Regions from separate parts of the Homo sapiens genome. Here region 2 is linked to region 1. The links are chromatin contacts, found by Hi-C or POLR2A ChIA-PET in ENCODE. All regions are on one chromosome and are shown on one strand. The core of a region is the stretch at or near the end of the contact, and the rest is flanking DNA. Distances in the headings are between cores, read along the strand shown.

Evidence for each region. A loop is a pair of places that touch in the nucleus more often than their neighbours do. ChIA-PET counts read pairs that join two places held with the same protein, here RNA polymerase II (POLR2A). Pooled maps may share reads with other maps.
Region 2: a loop to region 1 is called in a map of HepG2, with 2.5 times the contacts of the local background. The contact joins two enhancer-like sites. A Hi-C loop is called at or near these places in 1 of 168 maps with a recorded cell type or tissue (HepG2) and 1 of 50 pooled maps. POLR2A ChIA-PET finds 5 or more read pairs at or near these places in 4 of 52 experiments (H1, HCT116, OCI-LY7 and 1 more).

What each region holds. Positions count from the first base shown.
Region 1 is chr1:6,738,881-6,745,373 of GRCh38, forward strand. No RefSeq gene overlaps it. Among named protein-coding and RNA genes, the nearest start is that of LINC01672, 17 kb to the left of the region's middle. Within about 2 kb of position 5,056, at least 22 of the 41 ENCODE cell types and tissues checked have a DNase peak (open chromatin) inside an H3K27ac peak, as active enhancers do.
Region 2 is chr1:6,797,261-6,803,626 of GRCh38, forward strand. All of the region lies in intron 1 of CAMTA1 (calmodulin binding transcription activator 1), which reads left to right. Among named protein-coding and RNA genes, the nearest start is that of CAMTA1, 15 kb to the left of the region's middle. Within about 2 kb of position 4,996, at least 4 of the 41 ENCODE cell types and tissues checked have a DNase peak (open chromatin) inside an H3K27ac peak, as active enhancers do.

The DNA of each region.
Region 1 (6,493 bases), core at 3,806-6,305:
GTCAACTCCGACCTACTGTGTTCCCATAGGAACGTGGAGAGATAGGTAGAGAATTCATTATCCATTGAAGTTTGTTTTCCGTTTTTGGAAGTTTTGGGAAGTATAAGACCAAAGTTAAACTATTTAATTAACAGCTAAACAAATGAGTAAAGCGCACACACACACACACGCACACACACACGCGCGCACACACACACGCGCACAAACACGCGCACGCACACACACGCACACACACACACGCACGCACACACACACACACGCACACACTCACACGCACACACGCACGCACACGCACGCACACACACACAAACTACTATGTTTGCTGGGCCTGAATTAAAATCTACTGGTCTGGGCTGGCCATGGTGACTCATGCCTGTAATCCTAGCACTGTGGGAGGCCGAGGTGGGCTGATCACCTGAGGTTAAGAGTTCAAGACCAGCCTGGCCAACTTGATGAAACACCAACTCTATTAAAATACAAAAATTAGCTGGGCGTGGTGACTCGTGCCTGTAGTTCCAGCTACTCGGGAGGCTGAGGCATGAGAATCGCTTGAACCCGAGATGCAGAGGTTGAGGTGAGCCGAGATTGCGCCACTACACTCCAGCCTGGGACTCTGTCTCAAAAATCTATTTCTCTGTTCAGAATCTTCCTCTGCCTTTTAGGGACCTACTTTAGACTCACGGGCCCGACTATCCTACCTTTATCTTTGTGTGTGTGTGTGTGTGTTTCCCACTGAACGTGGGCTCATATGTCACAGGTGAAAAGAATGGCTGTCTGATTCAGCCTGTCCCTTCATCCTGCTCATGTAGTTCCAGCGAGTGAGTGTTACTTCGGAGATAATGAATGCATCCCATTTAGTGCAAAAATATACCTTGTCACCGGTCACATGGCAAATGTAGCCATAAAAAGTTAAAAATGCTATTATTTAAAATTTATTTTCTCATAAAAAATGGTTCCTGAAATGATCATAATTTGAAGAACTTACTTCATAGTTATGATACATTATGCCCGGGCCCAGGCCTAAGGCTGGTAATCCCAGAGCCAAGGGGGAGACCTCGGTCTTGGTTAGGACTAGGCAGCCTCGGTCCCTACCACCCCTTCCTTTACGGAGCCTCCACTCTATGTCTGTTTCATTTACATCAACCCAAAATTGTGACTGCAGATGAGCCCATTTTACACTATTGCCTCCCCATTCCCAAAATGGCTTTTTTGTTTTTTTTTGAGACAGGGTCTCACTGTCGCTCAAGCTGAAGTGCAGTGCTGCGATCTCAGCTCACTGCAACCTCTGTCTCCCAGGCTTAAGCGATCCTCACACCTCAGCCTCCCGAGTAGCTGGGACTACAGATAGGCATGCATCATTATGCGTGGCTCTTTTTTTTTTTTTTTTTGAGAGGGGGTTTCGTTAAGTTGGCCAGGCTGACCTCAAACTCCTGGGCTCAAGCAATCCTCTTGTCTTTGTGTCCTGAGTAGCTGAGACTGCAGGTGCACACCACCATGCCTGGCTAATGTTATTTTATCTAATTTTTTTGTAGAGACAAGGTCTTGCCACATCATTGCCCAGGCTGGTCTTGAACTCTGAGGCTCAAGTGATTTTCTTGCCTCGGCCTTCTAAAGTGCTGGGATTGCAGGTGTGAGCCACGATGTCTGGCCTCAAATGGCATTGTGTGTGTGTGTGTGTGTGTGTGTGTGTGTGTGTGTGTGTGTGAAGTTTGCAGGTTTAGAGACTTTTCTCCCAGTGGACTTTAATTCTCTTAGGTAAAGGAAAGGGCATGATGCTGGCTGGAATCCTCAGGATGAATGTCCCCTTTGTGCTTCATCAGGGGTTCCTGATCTTACTTTGGGGACCCCTCCTTCCCCCACTCCAATGATTGTCCGACCTGAGAGTCATCGAAGTGTGTGGATTCAGGAGGTTTGTGGTCACCATTTAGTGATCAGCCATGGTATGAGAAATCTCCACTGCTTCTGGTGCAGGCGACGGTGGGGGGCACCCCTGATAGAGCAGCACCTATGTTCCTGACAGTAATAAACATGTTTGTCCCTGCTATGCATGACATGGCACAAGCCTGCTAACAACTGCAGCTTAAGGAGAGCAGGGTTCTGTGCTGGGAACCCTACAGATGCATAATTTCTTTTCTCTTTTTGACCCTGTGCTCCAAGATGCATAATTTCATTATTATTATTTTTATTATTTTGAGACAGAGCCGAGGCTGGATGCAGTGGTACCATCTCAACTCATTGCAACCTCTGCCTCCTGGGTTCAAGTGATTCTCCTGCCTCAGCCTTCTGAGTAGCTGGGATTATAGGTGCCCGCCAACAAGTCTGGCTGATTTTTGTATTTTTAGTAGAGATGGGGTTTCCCTATGTTGGCCCAGGCTGGTCTTGAACTCCTGGCCTCAAGTGATCCACCCGCCTCGACCTCCCAAAGTGCTGGGATTACAGGTGTGAGCCACTGCCCGCTGCCAATTTCATTAATCTTTGTAACTATCCTGTGGGAAAATATATGCGTTTCCTACTCCTGTTGTAACCAATGATCACAAACATAGTGCCCTAAAACAACACATCCATTTATTATCTTACAGTTATGGAGGAAATGGGTCTTACTGGACCAAAATGAAGGCATTGGCCGAGCTGTGTTCCTGCTCTAGGCTCTGCAGGAGAATCCCTTTCCTTGCCTTTTCCAGCTCCCTCAGGCTGCCCACATCCCTTGGTTTGTGGTCCCCTCCTCCTCCTCTTCAAAGCCAGCAGTGCTGCCTCTTCACATCTCGCTCTGACCTTGGCGGTTGTGATCCCATCTCCTTCTCAGACTCTGACTCTCATGCCTCCCTCTTCTAAGGACTCTTGTGATCCCACTGGGTCCACTTGGATGATGCAGGAGAGTCCCCATAACTCACTCAACATCTTTCCATTTCATCACATCTGTAAAGACCCTTTGTGGACCGGGCGAGGTGGCTCTCGCCTATAATCCCAGTGCTTTGAGAGGCCGAGGCAGGTGGATCACTTGGAGTCAGGAGTTTGAGACCAGCCTGGCCAACATGGTGAAACCCCGTCTCTACTAAAAATACAAAAATTAGCCGGGTGTGGTGGTGCATGCCTGTAATCCAAGCTGCTTGGGAGGCTAAGGCAGGAGAATCACTTGAACCCGGAGGTGGAGGTTGCAGTGAGCTGAGATCATACCACTGCACTTCAGCCTGGGTGACAGAGTGAGATTCAGTCTCACCAAAAAAAAAAAAAATAAAATAAAAAAAGACCCTTTGTGATATGATGTCACACATTCACAGGCTCGGAGGGTTAGGAAATGTATTCATACATGGTTGTGGGCCATTATTCTATCGGTCACAGAAAGGTGATAGATAAATAAACAAACTGAGGCTCAGAATGACCTGCCCAAGGGCACATGGCTGATGTGGAACAACTGGGATTTAAATCCAGGTGTGTCAGACACTGAGGCTTACTCATTTGGGTCAGCGTGTGCCCTTTCTGCAATGACACTCTTTCCCCCAGTGGTTAGTGGGTGCCTGTACTCCCCAAACCCACTTGGCAGCACCCAAACTGAGTAACATTTTTTCACACCTGTATTAGGGTTCTCTAGAGGGACAGAGCTCATGGAATATATATATATATATAAATATATATATAAACTTAATACTTAATAAACTCCCCTTTATATATTTATATATTATAATTATATAATATATAATTATACATATTAAATTATAAATTTTATATAAATATAATTATAATTATATATTAATATATTTATATTTACATAAATATATTTATAATTAATTATAAATATATTTATATATTATATATTTATATATTTATTTATATATAATATGTATTTATATAAATATATATATTTGTATATATCATATATTATATGATATATATATAAAGGGGAGTTTATTAAGTATTAACTCACACCATCACAAGGTCCCACAACAGGCCATCTGCAGGCTGAGGAGCAAGAAGAGCCAGTCCGAGTTCCAAAATTGAGGAACTTGGGAGTCTGATGTTTCGAGGGCAGGAAGCATCCAGCACAGGAGAAAGACGAAGGCTGGGAGGTAAGCCAGTCTCTCTTTCCACATTTTTCTGCCTGCTTACTTTCTAGCCGAGCTGGCAGCTGATTAGATGGTGCCCACCCAGATTAAGGGTGGGTCTGCCTTTCCCAGCCCACTGACTCAAACGTTAATCTCCTTTGGCAACACCCTCACGGACACACCCAGGATCCATACTCTGTATCCTTCAATCAAGTTGACACTCAGTCTCAACCATCACAACACCTGATGCAAAGTCACAGGCCGTTGGCTTTCATGCCCACCTGTATGGTAAGGCCAGGATTCAGAAAATGTTCCTCAGTCCCCAAACCAGGACCTCACCACACCCGAGTCACCACTGCCAACCCCCAACTCCCATCCCTATTTGCCCTCTGTGCCTGGCGGGGGGTTGGGGGAGTTTGTTTTGTTCCTCAAAATGTGGTCCATGGGCCAGCTGCGTCGGCATACCTGGGCACTTGTTGGAAAGGCGGGATCTCGGCCCCACCCTAGATCAGCTTAATCAGAATCTGCATTGTAACCAGAGCCCCCTCAGTGAGTCACGTGCACAGTGGAGTTTAAGAAGCTCCTCCCTCCAGGACCCTGCTCCACCTGGGCTGTCTTCTCACACCTATTTCTCCTCTTCTTCTGCCACCTCCGCAGGTGTCTCGGCTTGGATTCCTGCAGCTCGGGAGGACACATTAGGGAAATGTCTATGATGCTCTTTCTGCCTTAGCTTGTTAGAGTTGGCAGCAGAAGAGGCCCCTCCTGGTAGCGCTCGGCTGGGCCCTGCAGCTGGCTGGGGGAGGCCTCTCTGTGGCCACACGCCTGAGGTCTGGGCTGGTTCCCCTTGCTGCTGCCTCTCTCCTGGGTGGACAGTGGTCTAGAGCTGTGCTGGGGGCCCCGTCCTTCCTCCTATGCACCAGGCTCAGCGAGAGGCAAAGGCGAAGGTGTGAAATGACTTTGACCTTGGTGTTTAGGCAGATCCCTCTCACTCTGAAAGTGCTTCAACATGTTGGCCTGGTACGTTCCGAGCACTGTGGAGTTTTGGCAGAGTGGCCGATAAGTATTTTTAGTTCCTTCCTCCTTAATGTTTGCCAGAAAACCACAGTCATTACTCATGAGGAGGAGAAGTTTCCTCCCTCCCAGGCTCCAGAAGAGTCCGGGCTTGCCCTCAGATGCCCACTGAGCTGCCCCTGCCTGGGCTTCTAAGCTGTCTTTGAAATCAACATAATGCTAACACCTACAATAAAGCAGGATACCATATATTTTTTAATAGACTAAGACCTGAGCTTTTTTTTGTTAATTAATTTGGTGTTTTTTTTTTTTTTTTTTTTTTGAGATGGAGTCTTGCTCTGTTACCAGGCTGGAGTGCAGTGATGCGATCTCAGCTCACTGCAACCTCCACCTCCTGGGTTTAAGCAATTCTCCTGCCTCAGCTTCCCGAGTAGCTGGGACTACAGACGCGAACCACCATGCCCAGCTAATTTTTTGTATTTTTAGTAGAGATGGGGTTTCACCATGTTGGCCAAGCTGGTCTTGAACTCCTGACCTCAGGTGATCTGCCCACCTCGGCCTCTCAAAGTGCTAGGATTACAGGCATGAGCCACCGCACCCGGCCTTTTTTTTTTTTTTTTTTTTTGAGATGGGGTCTCACTCTGTCACCCGGGCTGGAATGCAGTGGCACCATCTCAGCTCATTACAACCTCTACTTCCCAGGCTTAAGTGATCCTCCCACCTCAGCCTCCTAAGTAACTGGGACCACAGTCATGCGCCACCACGCCTGGCTAATTTTTGCGTATTTTGTAGAGATGGGGTTTCATTACGTTGTCCAGGCTGATCTTGGACTCCTGAGCTCAAGTGATCCTCCCTCCGTGGCCTCCCAAAGTGTTGGGATTACAGGTGTGAGCCAGCTTGCCTGGCCCAATTTATTTGTTAAAATTCTAGTAAAATATACCTATCATAAAATGTAATATTTTAATATTTTAACCACTTTTTTTTTTTGAGACGGAGTTTTGCTCTTGTCGCCCAGGCTGGAGTGCAATGGCGCAATCTTGGCTCACTGCAACCTCCACCTCCCGGGTTCAAGCCATTCTCCTGCCTCAGCCTCCCGAGTAGTTGGGATTATAGGCATGTGCCACCACGCGCGGCTAATTTTGTATTTTTAGTAGAGACGGGTTTTCTCCATGTTAGTCTGGCGGGTGTCCAACTCCCAACCTCAGGTGATCCGCCCACCTGGGCCTCCCAAAGTATTGGAATTACAGGTGTGAGCCACCGCTCCAGTCCTATTTTAACCACTTCTAAGTATACCATTCAGTGGCATAAGTATATTCACAGTTGTGCAACTATCACCACCATTCATTTCCAGAGCTCTTCATCTTGTGAAACTGAAACTCTGTACCCATTAGACAAGAGCTCCCCATTCCCCCGCCACCCCCTTATCCTCTGGAAACCACCAT
Region 2 (6,366 bases), core at 3,746-6,245, 58 kb after region 1:
CTGTTGTCCAGGCTGGTCTCATACTACAGGGCTCAAGTGATCCTCCTGCATCGGCCTCCCAAAGTGCTGGGATGACAAGCATGAACCACCACGTTCGGCTGAGATGACTTTTTATTTTTTATTTACTGGGTTTTTTTTTTTTTGAGATGGAATCTAGCTCTGTCACCCAGGCTGGAGTGCAGTGGCATGATCTTGGCTCACCGCAACCTCTGCCTCCTGTGTTCAAGCAATTCTCCCACCTCAGCCTCCTGAGTAGCTGGGATTACATGCATGCACCACCACGCCTAGCTAATTTTTGTTTTTTTTAGCAGAGACGGGGTTTTACCATGTTGGCCAGGCTGGTCTCAAACTCCCGACCTCAGCTGATCTGCCTGCCTCTGCCTCCCAAAGTGCTGGGATTACAGACGTGAGCCACCGCGCCTGTCTTGAGATGACTTTTTAAATGCCATAACAACTCACAGATCCTGTGTCCTCCCATTCTTAAATGAAACTAGAGCTTTGTGTTCCTTTAGGTTAAACTAAATTATCTAATAGGTAACAGAAGAGTGGTCTGTTAGCTGGCTTTCTCCTTTCAGTAGATTTGCTAAGAGAAAGGAAATAAAAGCAAGTAGACTGTGAATAAACATTGAAGATGACTTAAATGACATTGTTTTCCCTAATAATGAAATAATTTATATATTATTTAAATATAATTTCTATAAAAGAATCTATTTGCAAGTGATAATGAAGAAAGGAATTTTTTTTTTTTTTTTTGAGACAAAGTCTTGCTCTTGTCCCCCAGGCTGCAGTGCGATGGCGCGATCTTGGTTCATTGCAACCTCCGCCGCCTTGGTTCAAGCGATTCTCCTGCCTCGCCCCCCAAGTAGCTAGGATTACAGGTGCTGAACACCACGCTGGGCTAATTTTTGTATTTTTAGTTGAGACACCATGTTGGCCAGGCTGGTCTTGAACTCCTGACCTCAGGTGATTCACCCACCTCGGCCTCCCAAAGTGCTGGGATTACAGGTGTGAGCTACCGCACCCAGCCTAAAAAAGGAATATTTAATGGTAGAGGGCTCTGTAAAAACCCCCTAATTTTCAAAGCCATGTGCCACTGTAGAATTTATGAAAAGTTATGGGCTATTATTATTAGGTTTCAAAAAGTCTGGAATACTGGCGGTAGCATCAGAATTATTTATTTATTTATCTTTTGAGACAGAGTCTATCTCTGTCGCCCAGGCTAGAGTGCAGTGATGCAAGCTCCACTTCTCGAGTTCACGCCATTCTCCTGCCTCAGCCTCTTGGGTAGCTGGGACCACAGGCGCCCACCACCACACCTGGCTAATTTTTTTTTTTTTTTTTTTTTTTGAGACGGAGTCTCGCTCTGTCGCCCAGGCCGGACTGCGGACTGCAGTGGCGCAATCTCGGCTCACTGCAAGCTCCGCTTCCCGGGTTCACGCCATTCTCCTGCCTCAGCCTCCCGAGTAGCTGGGACTACAGGCGCCCGCCACCGCGCCCGGCTAATTTTTTGTATTTTTAGTAGAGACGGGGTTTCACCTTGTTAGCCAGGATGGTCTCTATCTCCTGACCTCATGATCCGTCCGCCTCTGCCTCCCAAAGTGCTCGGATTACAGACGTTAGCCTCCACCTCCACGCCTGGCTAAAGCGTTATCATTTTTATCTAACCCTGAACCAATCAGTGATTGGTTAGTTCTCTAGCTGTGAAGGCTTTGCACTTCCTAGACAGCTTGTAGAACAAGCCCACTTGGATTCCCAGCTCAAACTCTTTCCTTTTTACTATTTATTTATTATTTATTTATTCGTTACTTATTATTAATTAAAAAAATTTTTTAGAGACAAGAGTCTTGATCTGTCACCCAGGCTAGAGTGCCATCACAGCTCACTGCAACCTTGAACTCTTGGGTTCAAGTGATCCTCCTGCCTCAGCCTCCTGAGTAGTGAGGACTACGGGCGTGTGCCACCACACCCGGCTAATTCTTTTTTAATTTTATGGAGAAAGGGTCTTGCTATGTTGCGCAGGCTTGTCTTGTACTCCTGGCCTCAAGCAGTCATCCTGTCTCAGCCTCCCAAAGTGCCAGGCTTACAGGCATGAGCCGCTGTGCCTGGCTTGTACTCTTTCACTAGCTGGGAATGCTGGTGAGCAGGACTCAAGGATCCCAGCAGAGCTGCATCCTGTGCTGTCTTTGCTGCCACTTAGGTGGACCAGGAGCTAGAAGCCTTTCTCTCCATGGCCTCCATACCTTCTTTTACCAGATGGTATTTCTGCATTTATCACTCTTGATTCCAGCACAGCTTTTCCTCATCTTGCTTTTCTCAGACCTCAGCTCTTATGTAATGAGATAGTTGGTAGTCATTTTGAGGGGATTCATGTGTTGGGTAAAGGGTTTTCCTAGCGATGACCTCGAAAGTTCCTTCCCATTAATAATAATTACTATTAATAATTAATAGCAATAACTAATGATAAAACAGAACAGTTGCAGCAATATACTGTAATAAAAGTTGTGTGAATGTGGTCTCTCTCTCTCTCTGATTATCTTATTGTACCATACTCACCTATTTTTGGACCTTAGTTGACCGCTTGTAACTGAAACCATGGATAAGAGGGGGACTATTGTGTAAGGAAATGAAGTCGGAGATATGGAATTTCATTTCAGGGCTTGCTTTCCTGATATTCAGCTATTCTGTATAACTGTATCTTTTCCTTTTGAGGTCCTTGCTCCAGGACAAGAATAATATGTTGACTCAAGCTGTATGGGGGGATTTGAACTACAGACACTCAGATATCTCCTTTCTGAGGTACATAGAGGGCTTAATTTTTTAGGTCTGTCTGTTTAATATACTATATTTACTTTAAAAAACGTAGGCCGGGTGCTGTGGCTCGGTGCCTATAATCTAAGCACTTTGGGAGGCCGAGACGGGAGGATTGCTTTAGCCCTGGAGTTCGAGACCAGCCTGGGCAACATAGTGAGACCTTGTCTCTACTAAAAATAGAAAAAATTAGCCAGATGTGTTGGTGTGCGCCTGTGATCCCAGGTACCTGGGAGGCTGAGGTTGGAGGATTACTTGAGCCCTTGAGGTCAAGGCTGCAGTGAGCTACGATCACGCCACTGCACTCCAGTCTGGATGACAGAGTGAGATCCTGTCTCAAAACAAACAAAATGTAAAAAAATTTAAATTTATTAAAAAAGATGTACAACACCAAAATGTTCATAGTTATTCTGTATGACAGATCTGAGGTCTTTGTTCAGACATAGATGAGGGTTCATAGTTTTGGAAAATAGACTTAAATAATATATGATTACAGATGAAAAATATTTGCTAACCTCAGACTTTTTATGTTTAAGGTAGTATTTATATTCATTTAGTTGTACTTTCTGGAGTTGATTAATATAACTGTTATTAAAATCTATCGATTCCCAGTAATTCAGTAAATGAAGACTCTTCCTATTTAGAAACTCGTGTGGATTGGGGAGTTGCTGTGGGCCCACTGTCATTGATCATATCACATCTTCACTTGAACCTGCTCCCTGGGCCTCCTATAGGCCTCGCGTTTGGAGAGGCCGTGAACATAATTTATTTTTGGAAGTTTCTTTCATTTTTAAAGATACTGAGAGGCAAGTTGAAGTTCCTGGTGTTCGTGTAAACATTCCCTGCCTTATCCTTTCCATCTCAGCCATTATGAAATGTTCTGGCTGAATCATTTGCTTTCACAAAGCTTTGATGAAAGTTTCTTCCTCATTTGGTTTTCTTGATAGAGGCTGTTGTGCTAAAAAGAAAGCTATAACAAGTTAGAAGGGTGGAGAGTGGGCACTTAACATTTTTGAAGTACTTGTCTTTCTTCCTAGGGGTCCTCCAGAAATTGATCATAGATAACTTGACCAAATTCAAGGCCCAGAGATTTCTTCCAGGCATTCTGGGAGGGAAGGAACATCAGGCTTTCTGTACTGAATCTAATTATTCTAAATATTTCCCACTGCAGCTTGTATGAGTGTTTTCTGATGCAAATATGGTGATAGTGGCGACCTCTCTAACTGGGCTAAATATCCTTGACAGCTTTTTATCTGTCCTCTCCAAGTATTTTTAGTCTCTTTAGCTTCTGTGGCCATGTCTGGAGGAACTGAGGATGGATTTAGCTGCTCTGGTGCTGCTCCAAGTTGTTGTGGGTGCTCTTTGCTACCTTCGTCACTGTCCTGCCACAGTCCTGCCACTGATGAGGCTCCTGGCCCTTGTCATTTGATGAGGGAACATAAACACTTGTTTAATAAAAATAAAAAAGTCATGATTTTCAGAATGCTTTGAAAATAAGCTATGGCTAATGGTGATACACAATAGGAATGTCCCTAATTTCACTAAATTGTATGCTCAAAAAGGGTTAAAGTGGTAAATTTTATGTTATGCATATTTTGCCACAATTAAAAAAATAAAAACTTCAAATGGATTTGAAGCTTAATGAGAAAACTAGTTATAATGTCCTAACAGTAAATATATGGCCAATATTTTCATGACCCCAAGGTGGGAGGCTGTGCCTTAAATAAACTGTCAGAATCACACATTAAAAAAAAAAAAAAGTGATGGTAATCAGGCCCTGAGGTTCATTTATACAGAAAGTGATTTTTAGGTGAGATTTTAATATTTGCAATATTTATATTTGTAAAGAGGATTGGCTAGCTCATTCAGAAAAGTCTGAGGTTCTTAATAAACACTAGGAAACAGATGGTTTGGGGTTGATGTCAGGGAAGGTAAGCAGGCCGTGCTTTAGATTAGAGCACTTTTGATTGCAAGTCCCATGAGCCACACAGTTTAGGCCAAGTGAAAGCAGTTTTAGTCTAAGAAGAGCAGAAGCAATCGTAGCCTCTCGGGACAGAAACTGAAGTGCAGCTGGGCAGTGGGAACTGGATCTGGAGAGTCTGGAGTACATGTCTTCTCTGGAGCTGGGCTTTTTCCATTCACATGTAGCTTCCTTGCTTGAGTTACATGTAGTGGCCTTAGTCATGGCTCCTGCATGTCCTGACTCTAGTTCCAGTACTCATCATCATCTGACTCCCATTTCTATGGCTCAGTACAAAAATATTCAAGACTGGGTATTGGACTGACTCCTCTCAGCCATTTGCTTTGTTTCCATAGGCCAGGTGATCATCTCACTCTGGTCGACTATGAAAGAAGGTTGGTTAGATCCAGCAGCCTGCTGATCATTTAGAGGGTCTTAGAGTGAGAGGAGATTGTGTGAGAAGCTGGTTATCATAGCAGGGGGTCCTGGCACCTCAAACTCTGTCCCCATCAAACAGTGTAAAAGAAAAGATATTGACTCCTAAAGGAGTGTCTTATGTTCAGATGCTATAGAGTTTTGCAGAGAAAGTGTTCAGTGTAGCTACAGATAGAAGGCCAAGTGTCCTTGGTCAGCCAGCCTGGGTGTGTGTGGAGTAAGTTAGTGGTAGGTGTAGTAACTGTCTCAAAGCTTTTTCTTTGTCTCTCTCTCTCTCTTTTTTTTTTTTGAGACAAGGTCTTATTCTGTCGCCCAGGCTGGAGTGCAGTAGCACAATTTCAGCTCACTGAAGCCTCGACAGCCTGGGCTCAAGTGATCCTCCCACCTCAGCCCCCCAAGCTGAGGACTTAGCTGGAAAACACAGGCATATGCCACAACGCCCGGCTGATTTTTATGTTTTTAGTAGAGACAGGGGTTTCATTATGTTGCCTAGGCTGGTCTTGAACTCTTGGCCAGCTCAAGCAATCCACCTGCCTCAGTCTCTCAAAGGGCTGGGATTACAGGCGTGAGCCACCGTGCCCGGCCCCAGAACTTTTTCTTTGAATAGTGGAGAAGCAGAACACCTTGGAATGCTATGGTCTGTGCGGTCTTTGCCCTGTGGGTGTTCTCAGGTGGAATCAGGCAGTTTGGGTGATGTCAGTATCATTTGAGGTCTTCCACAGTTCAGCTATTTGGGTGGGCTTCCCCACTTTTCCCCTTGTTTTGGGTCGGTAAACATAAAAGGATGGAGATGTGTATCCTTAGTAAGAATGGGAGACGTTGCCTTCAGAATGGGTAGAAAGCAGAAAACAAGCGGGGAAGAAAACAGAAAACAGCCTCTCTTTAAGTGTATGTGGCTGCCTGTGTGCACAGTCCTTCACCTTTTCCTTAGTATATCCCTCCTGCCTCTGATCTCTTGTTGTTCTTGATTTTTCATGGTAGAAGGAGGAAACAAAATTATAGAAGACAGGTGGAATACTGTGAAAGAATAGTAGTTTGGAGATAACTATGTAAAGGGCTACTAGCCTGCGCACCGTTGAATTCTCTGAATTTACAGCTGTTTAGTCATTGATGTTTCATAGTGTTGACCTTGAGTAAATTCAGAAAAGCAATACTGAGTATGT